Linked DNA regions of Mus musculus: region 1 is linked to region 2. Evidence: chromatin loops called from intact Hi-C (ENCODE). Cell type or tissue: heart. All regions are shown on one strand. Each heading gives the region's core, and the rest is flanking DNA. Links, peaks and the distances in the headings are about the cores only.

What was found. Hi-C counts contacts between places; a loop is a spot of excess contacts. Peaks named below come from ENCODE experiments on the same cell type or tissue, not always from the same donor. Only the 100,000 strongest peaks of a DNase experiment are listed, where the experiment ranks them.
Region 1: it touches region 2 in a loop (1.8-fold over the local background); 1 of 42 quality-filtered maps calls a loop at or near these places.

What each region holds. Positions count from the first base shown.
Region 1 is chr11:68,258,516-68,263,515 of GRCm38, reverse strand. It overlaps Ntn1 (netrin 1), which reads left to right. Exons shown (of 7, transcript NM_008744.2): 4 at 2,870-3,019. Among named protein-coding and RNA genes, the nearest start is that of Mir6406, 40 kb to the right of the region's middle. In heart, for the core only: CTCF peaks have their summits at 2,173 and 2,904; DNase peaks (open chromatin) are centred at 1,815 and 2,115.
Region 2 is chr11:68,386,810-68,394,453 of GRCm38, reverse strand. It overlaps Ntn1 (netrin 1), which reads left to right and starts at 7,628. Exons shown (of 7, transcript NM_008744.2): 1 at 7,628-7,644. In heart, for the core only: a CTCF peak has its summit at 4,663; DNase peaks (open chromatin) are centred at 3,303, 3,833, 5,993 and 6,313; H3K4me3 peaks cover 2,185 bases; H3K27ac peaks cover 3,649 bases; H3K27me3 peaks cover 4,397 bases.

The DNA of each region.
Region 1 (5,000 bases), core at 1-5,000, 130 kb after region 2:
TCACACTTAAAACCCACTCTTCTTTGTTCAGAGGGTGCCATCTGAGCCACTCTCCTCCCTGTGTCTGTGGGGAAAGGTCTTACTCTGGGGCTACTTGCCTGGGGATCGGGAATGAGTGAAGGGTGGGTCTCTACTGGGCTGCATTTGGTGCTGAGCCACACAATGGTCTCACAGTGCCTGAAAGAGGGCAGAGCTCATTTCCCTGTGAAAGAGCCAGGAGGAGTGCTGAGGTGTGTCCTGAAAGGGTGAGGGGTCTGGAATCCTCTCCTCTCAGGGCTCCAGATCCTTCCTCGGTCTCACCAGCTGGTTGCCCTGTCCTCTGACAATCAGACCGTTCTCACAGGGTATGCGTATGAGAATGTAGGTGTGCTGGCGTGGTCTGTTGGAGTCTTGATTGGTACACCTCTGCTGGCAGATGCTTTGTTGGTGGCATGGCCTGGATGTGAGCCTTTAGTGACTTCTGTGCATAGATGATGATGGGTGTAGAAGCGTACACACACTGCTGCCTCTGTTAGACCAGTTGCATGACCTACAGAATCTTAGGAGAAAGATTTGGAAACTCCGCAGCAAGTTTTGGCTTACATCTAAGCTGAGGATGAACCCTTAGGATGAGCTGACCATACAGAGTACAGGACCATACAGAATTCATCTGGTCCCTGACCTTGCCATCGCTGGGCCAGCCAGGGTGGATGAGGTCTCAGCTTGCAGGGCTTAATGCATAGTCTTCCATGTTCATCCATCCAGAGCTTGTGCTGGGCAAGCTCCTACCAATGTGAAGACACTCTGGGCCAGTGCTGGTGCCTAGGTGTGATCTGGCTTGGAATCTTCGGTGACCAACCAAGTAAACTTTTGTGACCTTCTAAAGATCCAGAAGTTACTGGCACACAGTTGAATTCCATCGGCATCCAAGGAGGATGGTCATGGTGTGAATTCGATTGCAGGGGGTTGGGGGGTGGGGGCTTGCAGAGCAGGCCAGGAGAGGTCAGCTGGCACAAGAACCTGGCGTCCCTATATATGCCTATGCCCACATCTGTGGCTCACGACTGTGCGATCCCATGCTGTGGCCTCTATTCATACATGACCAACTGAGAGGCACGCCCATATCACTTCTACTGCAGGAAAAAGTCAAAGGTCCTTTGCAGCCAGCTCTTCCTCACTGTCACCCTTTCCACAGGTCATCAAGACTAGATCTCATTTTTAAAAGGGGTACAGACTTGGATTTAGGGTATACCGATGAAGACAATGATTCAGCAGAGACATTTTCCCATCTACAATGGCATTAGCTACTTTTCCCCGTGCTAGTGACAAGGTAGCCCAAGGGAAGATGGCGTTTGTCTCACACTCTTAGAGGGTCTTCCTCCACGATGGCAGAGGTGACCTCGCGCTATGCAGGATGCCCTTGAGCTTGAGACGGCTTGTTTGTGTGGAATGAGCCAGGAAGCAGAGAAAACCGGAACCGGGGGCAGATATAGCCATATAAGACCCACCCCTAGTGACCTACTTTCCACCATCTACAGTCTTCACAATCACACCACAAGCCATGTAACAAATGCTCCAAAACATGGAAGATCTATAAGGGATATTTCAGCCTCAAAATGTAAGAAGGGGTAAGATGGGAACAGCCCCAGTGCTTCTCAGAGACACTATGTCATAGGAGCCAGCAAGCTGCCAGCCCTCCAGGCCCCTCTGTCCTCCGGCCCAGACCCTTCCTCATCCTGGTGTTTCCCCATGTTTCTGCATGTTCTGACACCACTGGGACGAACATGTGTTCACATTGCTCTCCTTTCTGAGCGCCGTAGACAGGCTGGCTCTATGCACACATTTCCCTGAGTCGCCTCACGGCCACTCCCAGACTGGAGGCCTAGGGAGAGGCTGCCTCTCGGGGCCAAGTGTACTGAGGAGGGACTTTTTACATTAGCTCTTTTGGGATCTCAGTTCTCACTTATTTTCCTAGATATTTTTTGTCCCCTTTGGGGACAGAAACAAAGCAGCATGTGGCATGAATTGAAATGACTAGAGATTGCTGTTACTGGGACGCCCTGCCCTCCTGGGCTTCCTGCAGCAGGAACAGGCATAACACTGCTTCCTTTACCCTGTTCCTTCCCCAGCGAAGCCACTGCTCAGGCACAGATGACTTGATGGTCTCTGCCTGCGGGGGTAGATGTTGCTTGGAGCCTCATGGTGGTGGCAGAGAGCTCCCCCAAAGGGAACACTGGGAGGGAGCTTTGGGGTGCTTTCACCAGAGCTCACTCTTCAAAACCAGGAGGGTCATATGTTCATGCAGTGGCCTCTGGCCTTGATTCATTTCCAGTTTGACCCAGGAGGCCCCTAGGAGGTTCACTAGTTCAACAGTTACTCGTTTAGTTGGGGTTTGAAGGTTAAGTGTTAGAGTGACCCAGAAGTCTGGGATCTGGGCATGTGGCTGCTGAGCAAGTGGCAGTATCCTAGGCACCTCCTCCCTTTGCCTCCCTCTGGCCAGGTTCCCTGAACTTCATCAGCTCCAAACCCTTTTCCACCCAGGAGCCCACAGAGAAATCTGGAGGAGAAGCCAGTACCTCTACCCTTCAGTGCCCCCCCCCTTCCACTGCTTGACATCATAATTAAGTGTCTGCCCTCCTTCTTTCTGGGCTCTGCAGGGGCTCCCTGGCTCCCCTCTCCTATTCCTCAAGCAAGCCTTTGAAGTAGGTCCATTTTGGTTTGGGTGGTAGGTAGGCAACCCATCTCAGAACCCCTAGAACATGTGAGCTTGGTTAGGCCTACCTGTTCTTTTTCATTTTTTTTTTCCTCTCTGGGGTAGAGACCATGGGACAGCCCTGGACAGGAAGGGCACTGACAGCCTCTCTGATCCTTCTGTTTTATGTTCACACAGCCTGTGATTGCCACCCAGTGGGTGCTGCTGGCAAGACCTGCAATCAAACCACTGGCCAATGTCCCTGCAAGGACGGCGTGACGGGCATCACCTGCAACCGATGTGCCAAAGGCTACCAGCAGAGCCGCTCCCCCATCGCCCCTTGCATCAGTATGTGTATCTTCTTCTCCTGTCTCCTGGAGTGGGATGGGGGAGGGACCCTGTAGGGGCTGGTTGCTCATGTCCAGTGGGTTTAGCCATCACCAATGGACATCTCTTCGTTCATTGGTGTTCAGTAAGATCCGGTGACTCCAGGAGACTCCAAGGCCTGGAAATACCTTCAGAAGCAGCTATGTGCATTAAAGCCAGACTGCCCATAGCTCTCAGTCCTACAAACACTGAGTTACTGGCTCCAGGCTGGACAGCAAGACTCCTCTCCAGCATGAGCCTGACCCCTACGTGCTACTTTCATCCCAGACCCAGTGAGCATGGGGACCTGCCACAGCTTCAGATTCTGAAAAGAGCAGACCGAAGCCTTAGGCCTTTGAGAGAAGCTACTCAGATTCTTGCACATGGCCCGTATGACCCCTATGAAGGGTTAATGGAGCAGTGAAGTAGAGGTCCCAAAGAGATGTTATATAAAGAGGGTCGGTACTCAGGCCTTGGCTCTGCAGCATCTCTGTATTTTGCATCTGGTGGGTCATGCTGCTGTGACCATGGGCAGAAAGTGAGCTCTGGCTGGCAAGTCAGGCCTAACCCAGGTCCAGCCTCATCCTAGTGATTCCTTGGCTAGGGCTATCCAAACCAAGAAGGGATGCCCTGGGCAGAGGAGCAGGAGAGAGTCTCAGCACACAAGCTAGAGTCCAAAGAACCAAGTGGATTCTCTAGAGAGCGGGATTGGCATGCTCCACCCAGGGAGCTGGCTGCAGGCTGTCCCCCCACCCCCACCCCCCGTCCCCCTTGGCACAGTGCCTTGTACCTTTTTAATGATTTAAACAAAAAATCAAAGGAAGGATACTATTTCAAGACACAATAAAAAGCATATGAAGTCACGGGGCATGGTGGTGTGAGCCTGTAATCCCAGCACCCGGGAGGCAGAGGCAAGAAGATGGAAGGTTTGAAGCTAGCCTGGACTACACATACTGAGGCCCCTGTATTAAGTTTTTTAAAAAGAAGAAAAAGAAAAAGACATATTGTCTGCAGCTGCTTTGTGGAATGGCCTAGCTGCAGCAGAGACTATAACCCACACAGCCTGAAATATTTGCTACTTGGCCCTTTTCAGAAGTCAGTCAATCTCAATTTCTGAGGTTCTCAGAGTTCCTTAGTCATCTCCATGACTGATTAGTGACGGGGACTCAGAACCGGCCGAGAGTTGTGGGGCCAGTGCCTGGAGTCCCTTCATGCCAGGAGCCATCTCTGATTCCTAGATGTTCCTCAGAGAAGTCACAGTCATCCCTGCCTCAAATCGGCGGGAACCTTAGACAGCCCACATCTCTCCTGCCCCACGACCTGTGCTTGTCTGTCTGTCCCACTACCTGTTCTTGTCTGTCTGTCCTACTACCTGTGGGCTTTGCTTCCAGACCAGGTCAGCTCTGGTTCTGAGAGCAGTTCTGAGCAGTTTATGAATCAGGAGTCTCTGTCGGAGTGTCCCTGTGGGTATTCTGTCAGCAGATGACTCAGTGTTAGTGTCAGGCACTTCTGATGTCCTCTCAGGGTACAGCTGGTGGAAGGGGTGCGTAGAATGGAGGTTGTTCAGTGGAAGTGTGCATGCCTAGGACACCCCAGGCCTTGAGTTCACCCCAGTGAAAGGAAAAGAAATCCTTCCCACTATGGCATTCAAACACCAGTCTCACAGCCTATAGAAACCCTTTTCTCTGCACACCCATAAAGCTATGAGAGAAACACTTAGAAAGTCAGGTGCCACGCATATTTGGGCCTCTGGGGAACCTGTTCTGTCAGTGAGTAGCGTTCCACCCCCCCTTCAGGTTGCTCGGAATGGTGAGTACTAATCCCTCAAGGACCTTTCAAAGCCAGTGCCTGGGCCCTCTTCGATGCTCTCTTTTTTCTGACTTGCTTTGGAAAAGGGAGGGATGATGGCCAGTACAAAAATCTCCCCCCCACCCCCAGACAGTAGATCTGGGCTCCATTCTAG
Region 2 (7,644 bases), core at 2,044-7,043:
TTAACTATTAACCTTCCATTCTTTTTCAAATTACTTGTGCCCAGATACACCTGTTTGTGTCCTGTGTCCGTCCCCCACAGGATGTTTGTCTTGGCATCTGAGATGGCATCACTCCAGGGTCATCTCTAAGCCAGCAAATCTGAGCCAGGGCACCTTCTCCTTCTGCTGTAAATGTTAATGAGTGGAATCCCAGCCCTGAGTTCACAGGGGGGTGGGGTGGGGGCACAAGTTTCTCTACCCTGGACCTATCCTTTCATTTGCACCCTTTGTTTCCTTCCTCTGGGAGGCTCTCCCATCCATGACAAAGCCTCCCCCACTGTGACCCAGTTTCTTTATTCTAGAAGGACTTAGGGTGGGATCTCGTCAAAAGTGTTTTTGCAAATGAAAATAAATGACAACTGCTGGGTTCTCTTATCCACATGCATTTTCTCTCCTTCAAAGAGCCCTGGTAGATGAAAGGATTGGGTGGATTTAGGATTTGTACTGATTTCTGTGCTCAACTCAACTCAGGAATCCTCAACCAAGAAGCCTGCACAAGGTGGGGTTTGACCTAGAGATGCTGACAAAGGATCCCCAGTAAAGGAAGACTCCCTAGAACACAGGGGCATCACACAGGCAGGCCTGTAACTTCCTCTCCAGAACCCTCCAGGGACCTGCAAGTCCCTTGAGCAGGACCCATGTAGCCAGACTGGTGAGCCAGACTCCAGAAAGCTCAACATGAAAGGACACCCCCCCCAATTCTTCCAGGCTGAGTGATCTGGCAAGTAGATCTGAGGGTTGCAATTATTAAAAACAAGACAGGCTGGGGCTTGGGTGTAGCACTATCCTAGCATGTGTGAGTCCTTACATTAGATCCCCAACACACACACACACACACACACACACCCCAAACAGAAGCCCATCATATATGAAACATCCTCACTTTTCTTTTTTTTTTTTTTTTTTTTAAAGATTTATTTATTGATTATTGTAAGTACACTGTAGCTGTCTTCAGACACTCCAGAAGAGGGAGTCAGATCTCATTACGGATGGTTGTGAGCCACCATGTGGTTGCTGGGATTTGAACTCTGGACCTTCGGAAGAGCAGTCGGGTGCTCTTACCCACTGAGCCATCTCGCCAGCCCACATCCTCACTTTTCAAATCCCTATAACAGGCCTATAAAAATCAGATGTAGTTCCTTCCGTTTCAAAATGATTAAAGTGATTCCCCTATGGGTAGAGCAACTTGTTTAAAGTTTCACCAAATGCAAGTTGGAGAACAGGAATCAAGTACTAGCCTAAACCAACTTTTTTGCATTTTTCAAGGAAACATCAGTTTAGAGAGGCCAGATGCCCCCACATTGCCTCTGGTTACAATTTCTGGACCATGTTGGGGTCCCAGAAATCTGGTCCCCCAAGTCTGTCTTCTAACCTGCAGCAGAGAGGTGCTCAAATTCCAGTGGATTCATGCCAAAGCTCACACTTCCGGCAGACCTCAAGTTCCTCTCTCCTTCCCCAGGATTGAGGCCTCAATATTGACAACTTGTCCATAGGTGCTAACAGCTCCACACTCGTATTAGGCTCTATTTTTTCCCCTTTTTGAGACAGGGTTTCCCTATGTAGTCCTGGCTGTCCTGGAACTCACTCTGTAGACCAGGCTGGCCTCGAACTCACAGGGGTTCTCCTGCCTCTGCCTCCCAAGTGCTGGGATTAAAGGCGTGCACCATCACTGTCCAACTCAGACCTTTTAAAAAATTAAGATTTATTTAGTTAATTTTGTGTGTATGAGGGTTTTGCCTGCAAGCATGTCAGTGTCCCATGTGTGTGCCTTGTGCCCATGGAGATCAGAAGAGGGAGTTAGATCTCTTGGAGCTGGGGTTACAGATGGCTGTGAGCTACCATGTGGGTGCTGGGGATTGAACCTGGGTTCTCTGGAAGAGCAACAGTTGATTTTAACCACAACGGCTCTCCAGCACCAACAAAACGATTTTAGTTCCAATATCTGTTCCTGTCCTTACCCACGGTGGGTTAATTATCGCCCTGTAAAATAGAAATAATGAAATCCTAACTCATATCTCATGAGAGGACTGTGTGCCCAAGAGGCACACCATATGCTTGGTTTCAAAAGTAAAAGCCATACTGGGAGTAATGGTTCATATTGGTCATCACAGTACTTGGAAGGCTGAGGCAGGAGGATCTCAAGTTAAAGGCCAGATTGGGCTAAACCAAACCAAGTAGGATCTGTGTGCTGGGTCGGATAGCTCAGTGGTAAAGTACTGACTTAGCATGTATAAGATCCTGGGCTCTATCCCAAACACTGAAATAAAAGCTAACATAAAGTGATAAATGCATAAGACAGAGCTCTTGGGTATTTAGGAGATGGAGGCCATGCCACTCCTTCCTCTGAGGTCTGCTCTGCCTCCTTGCTCTCTTCCTCCCAGACCCTAAGCCTTGACTCTCTGTGCCCCATCTCTTGGCTATATCCTCCTTTGAATTTCCATCCTGTTCACGGAATGTCCTTCCCTGTCGTATGCTGCCACACAGCCCACCTTCGTGGGGACCCCACTCCTCCTGCATCCAGTTTTGGGTAGAGGCCTCCTCAGTAACTTCCCACCATGTTTCTTTGTCTTCCTGAATCCTCTCCTTAGCTCTGTCCAGAAGTCTCAGAGAGAGCGGAATGCACCTTAGCAGCCCGAATAAAGTGGAGGTAACTGAGCAACCACTTTAAATGTCATTGATTTCAATTTCTTTCTTTCTTTTTTTAAAGTATAGAATAGAGTTTATTTAGGGCATGCGGAGGGGAGTTAAGAGGGTAGTAGAGGCAGGGAAAGGCAGAGAGGAGGAGAGAGTAGATAAGTGGAGGTCGGCCATGGCCACGTGAAGAGGGGGGGAAGGGAAGGGGAGCAAGAGGGCAAGATGTAAGAGAGTGTCAGAGGGTAAGAGCAATGTGAACTTCTTGATGCTGCAGTTGAAATAGCTACATATATAGTTCTTGGCCAAATGATCGTGCAGCAGAGCTGTCCTTTAAGGTTTACAGGGGCTGCAGAGGTCCTGTGTCCATGTGTGCGTCCCAGGACTGTGGGGGCTGTTATCTACTGCCTTTCTTCCAAAGGCTCATCAAGCTCACTGGGCTCTTTCTTTATTCTTCCCAGCAAGCCATTGTCTTTATCTTAGGGAACAAGGACATAATGCAGTCAGGTGCCCTCAAACCTCCGGTGTGACGGCCCTGCCTCCACTCCCACCTGATCCTGTCACTTCCTATTTCACTGAGACCTGGGAAGCTTTCGGGCCACCTGACTGATCACATTGCCACCTCTCGGGCGGGCGGGCCCCTTTCAATCACATGCGGCATGTTCCGAATAGCCTTATCTTATAAACAATGGGAAGCCCAGGCCTGCCATCCTCCCTTATCACCTTCCTGCTAGCCCCCCCCCCACTTTCCTACCGCTTGTCAACGCGGCTTTCTGGAAGCTGTCCACACTTGCTATCTCTCCTTTCTCACCTCACTTTCACTCCACAACCTAAGGCGGACTGGCTTGTGTCCACACCACTCCACAGCAATGCCCTGTCAAGGTCACCAGTGGCCTTTTCCCTTCAGAACTTATCTTGACCTTCAAGGCAAGGGGAGGTGATCACTGAACCCCATTCCTTTACAACACTCTTGCTCATCAGTTGCTTGGACACCTGAGTCCCCGGATTCTTCTGAGGCCATCCCCAAGTTTCCACACTGCTCCCTTCTTCCTTTCCTAGCTTGTTTCATCCTTGAGCTTTGCAGGTAGGGAAGGCTGTAAGCCCGGGATGGTGGCTCCTCCCTCCTAACGCATTCCTTGCCGAAACACCTGGGAATTTGCTTTCTCACCCAAGAGCTCCTCTGTTGTTTTGAACTCATTTGTACCCTGGATCCCGCTGCTCAGAGCCCGACATGCCTTCCTGGGGTGTATTTATAACCCCCACTTGGAGAAGGAACACTTGGACATCTGTTTTGTTCATTTGTCTCCACAAAAGGCAGCATGCTTCGGAAAGGGACACTGACAACTGAAGAGTGTACTGGGAGAGACTGTTGACTGGTCAGAAATCCAAGTTCCATGAAGTCACTGAAAGAAAGAAAGAAAGAAAGAAAGAAAGAAAGAAAGAAAGAAAGAAAGAAAGAAAGAAAGAGGGAGGGAGGGAGGGAGGGAGGGAGGGAGGGAGGGAGACCATTTTGCCTAGGAGAGAGCAGGGTGAGGTGGGGTGGGGGTGGGGTGGATTTTGAATAAAGGTAAAGAAAGAAGTTCTAGTATATTCCAGAAGATCTAGATCCCTTAGATTGCAGCTCGAGGACTGTCTTGCCTAGCAGGAAGAACTAAAGAAGATCAAGTTAGGCTTTAAATGATGATAAAAGTAAAAAGTGCTGTCTCCCCATTTCTTGCTGAGCCCACTGGTCTAGCACTGCAGAAAACCCACAAGCCATGGAGGGTAATTTCAAACTTGCTGTCTCACAAGATCTATCAAAAGCTCTCTGGAGAAACAGCAAGGCTAAAACTCTGTACTCCCACTTTTTGGCTGCTCCAAGATGTACCGAGATCAGAGGGAGCTGAGCACCCCAATCTATCCCTTTTCGACCCCTCCTGGAGAGACTGTTTTCCTGACTTGTTTTGGTGCGATGCCATCCGCCTATTTGCAGGGCCGATCCCAGCGTCTGCCCCTAGGAGCTCTCGGCTGTGATCATTAGGGGGATGTTTGCTCATTACCTCACACTGTGTTCCCTTTATGAGGCCCCCCCAGGAGAAATTCCTGTCTGATTTTAGTACCAAGAAGAGTTGTAATTCTCTTGAGCCATGGCTCTGTTTTTATCTCACGGACACTGGGACTAGTGTAAGGGACATGGTCTCCTTTTCATTTTGGCTGCGGGAAAGCTTAGGAACAAATTGGTCGCCCACCCACAGGAGGAAAATAGGCCATCCCCGGGTGAATTTTGGCATTATTCCCGCGTCTACTTTGTCTTCCCTTTGCCTTTTTCTCTCTTAGATTTCCTTCCTATTGTGTTATAGAAAATTGAGAACATAACAGCAAAGATAAGTCAACATCACGAGTCATTTCCCTCTCAAGACAAACCCACTACTGACACTGTCTTCTAATGAACACACACACACACACATATGACACTAGATTGCCCACGTTTTTCCAGCTTGCTTTTCCAATGTCACAAAACTCTTTCCACATAATTAAATGTTCTTGAAGTAATTAAAATTTTCTGTGTTGCTTTAGCAATTTAATACTGATAAATTCATAATGCTTCTTTACCGTATGGCTGGCTTTCTGTATATGTGTCTATTTATTCACACAGTATTAGCAGCTGAATCAAGGGCCTTCTGTGTGCTAGGCAAGCACTCTACCAGAAAGCTACACCCCAGTCCTGGTTTTATGTGTATTTACATAGACATACATGTAGCAGGTTATTTGAGTTGTTATGTAATTACACTATGTAAGCATATGTACTATAAGTTGTAATATTCCTGTGTGTCAACTAATTTGATGCTCATGATCCTGTGAGGTAGAGATATTGGTATCCCTCTTTTATAGGTGAGAAAGTCAAGGCTGAGAAAGATGCAAAGACTTGCCCAGGCCACACAGCAGAGGCACTAGTTGGATGCAGGCACTCTGGCTCCAAACTGTGTTCTTCCAAGTGCCCTGTCTCCTTCCAGCATACCACTGAGATGTCAAAGTCCACCATGGTTAAACATTTCTTGTAGTCCCTTTTGCCTCATTTCTGATTTATGTTATTTTGCCGTGTTTTAAGTACCCCTGTAACTCACCTGCAGTCCTTTCTACCACAAGGCAAGGCATAAATAAACAGTACAGAGTGGTAAACGACATAAACAGGCAAAGCTAAAACACAACCCCAGGGACCAAGGGTGAGTCCAGACTGTCCCCGCAATGACATGGATTTATTTCCTTGGGCTGTAGCTGGCCTGCCTCCCTGGAAGAGCTGGCTTGGGTGGCCAGCTCTCAGGAAGACCAGGAAGAAGGGCCTTCGTCCAAGGAGAACAAGCTGGGCCAGCCCATCCCCGAGGCCCTTTCTTAGGTTCTCAGAGTCTATGAAAGTGGAAGGAACAGAATGAGGCGGGCTGAAGCAAGGAAGCCCTTGGGCCAGAATCAGGAGTGGAGTTTTTCTGTCTGAGTCTGTTATTGAATCACATTCTAAATGAGAAAGAAACTTAACAGTAACTAGTTTCAAGCTCGCAGCTGGATAGATTCTCACCTCTGAACTCTGGCTGTAGCTGCAAGACAGCCAAAGGTTACCATTCTTGTTCACAGTCCTTTTGTTAAGGCAACAGAGAACCAGGCCAGAGGCTGGGTGGCCCGAGGACACCCCAGGAGACTGTAATTGCGCGAGGTTATCCATTAGACAAACGTGGTGAGAGAGCTCATGTTTCTTTGAGATGGGGTATGTTCCCCATGCTGGCCTTGAACTCCTGGGCTTAAGATAGCTCTCAAGCCTTCGGCCTCCAGAGTAGCTGAAGTGGCAAAAGCACACCACCCACAGGAGAACACCACTGCCTCAGGCCAGGAGCCCAGATTACTGTATCCAAATTATATATATATACACACACATACATACACACACACACACACACACACACACACACACACACACACACACATATAAGTAGCCAGAAATTTGGGAAAGTTATCCCTAGCCTCTGAAGCCTCCACACCCTTAGTTGAAGAGTAGAGTCAATTGGTACTATGCAAAGCTATTGTGGGAATCTCCCTAGGGATATTAAAAAAAAAAAAGGATCTAGGAGCTGCCAAGTCAGCTTCAGGGGACCCTGGGAGAACTGAACTGGCCCCATCTCTGAAGTTCAGGATAGACCTGAGTAGGCCACTATCCAGGTGCGTCCGAGCTTCTTGGCCTTTAGCCTCGAATCACCACAGCTTCCAGGCCTAAAAGAAAATTGGCAGTGACAACTCTGTGAGGTTTAGGCGCTGCCTCTTGTTGCCCCCCACCCCATCCCCTAGAGCCTAGGGGCAGAAAGTTCACATCCCTTTCCAGTTCCCCTTCCTCACGCCTCTGGGGCCGAGTGCCCATAGGGGCAAGGCCCTGAGCGTAGTGCCACCGGGGCCACCAGTCTGGGTTGGAGGAAGGCTGGACCTCTGCGAAGAAAAGAAAACAAACACAGATGTGTTTGGCTGGGACCGGGAGGGAGAAAGCCGTTCTCGCCCCCACCCCACCCCCACAGGGTGCGCGCCGGCCCTGCCCCCTCTCCGGGGTTTCCCCGGGCGCTCCTCTTGCTTTCTCTTTGTCTCTGCTGTTCTTTCTCCGGCTCCCAGGTTCCCACCCGCTCGCTCTCGCCCTCTGGAGCATCCCGGGCCCGTTGGCTTTAACTTTCTTCTTCCCGGGGTTAAAACTTTGCTCGTGAGCGGGCGGCTGCTTGCCGACGTTACTGGCCGGCGCCCCGCCCGGCGGCCCCGCCTCCGCGCTCCCCTCCGCCCCCCACTCCTAGCGCGAGTGGTGGCGGCGGCGGCAGCGGCAGCGGCAGCGGCGGGCGGCGGCAGAGCCTTCGGGGGCGTGCGTGCGTGTGTGAGTGCGCGCCAGCGAGCGTGAGTGTGTGTGTGTGTGTGCGCCCCGGGCGGGCAGGGCAGCACTCGGACCGCGGCGGGAGTCGGCGGCCGCGTCGTCAC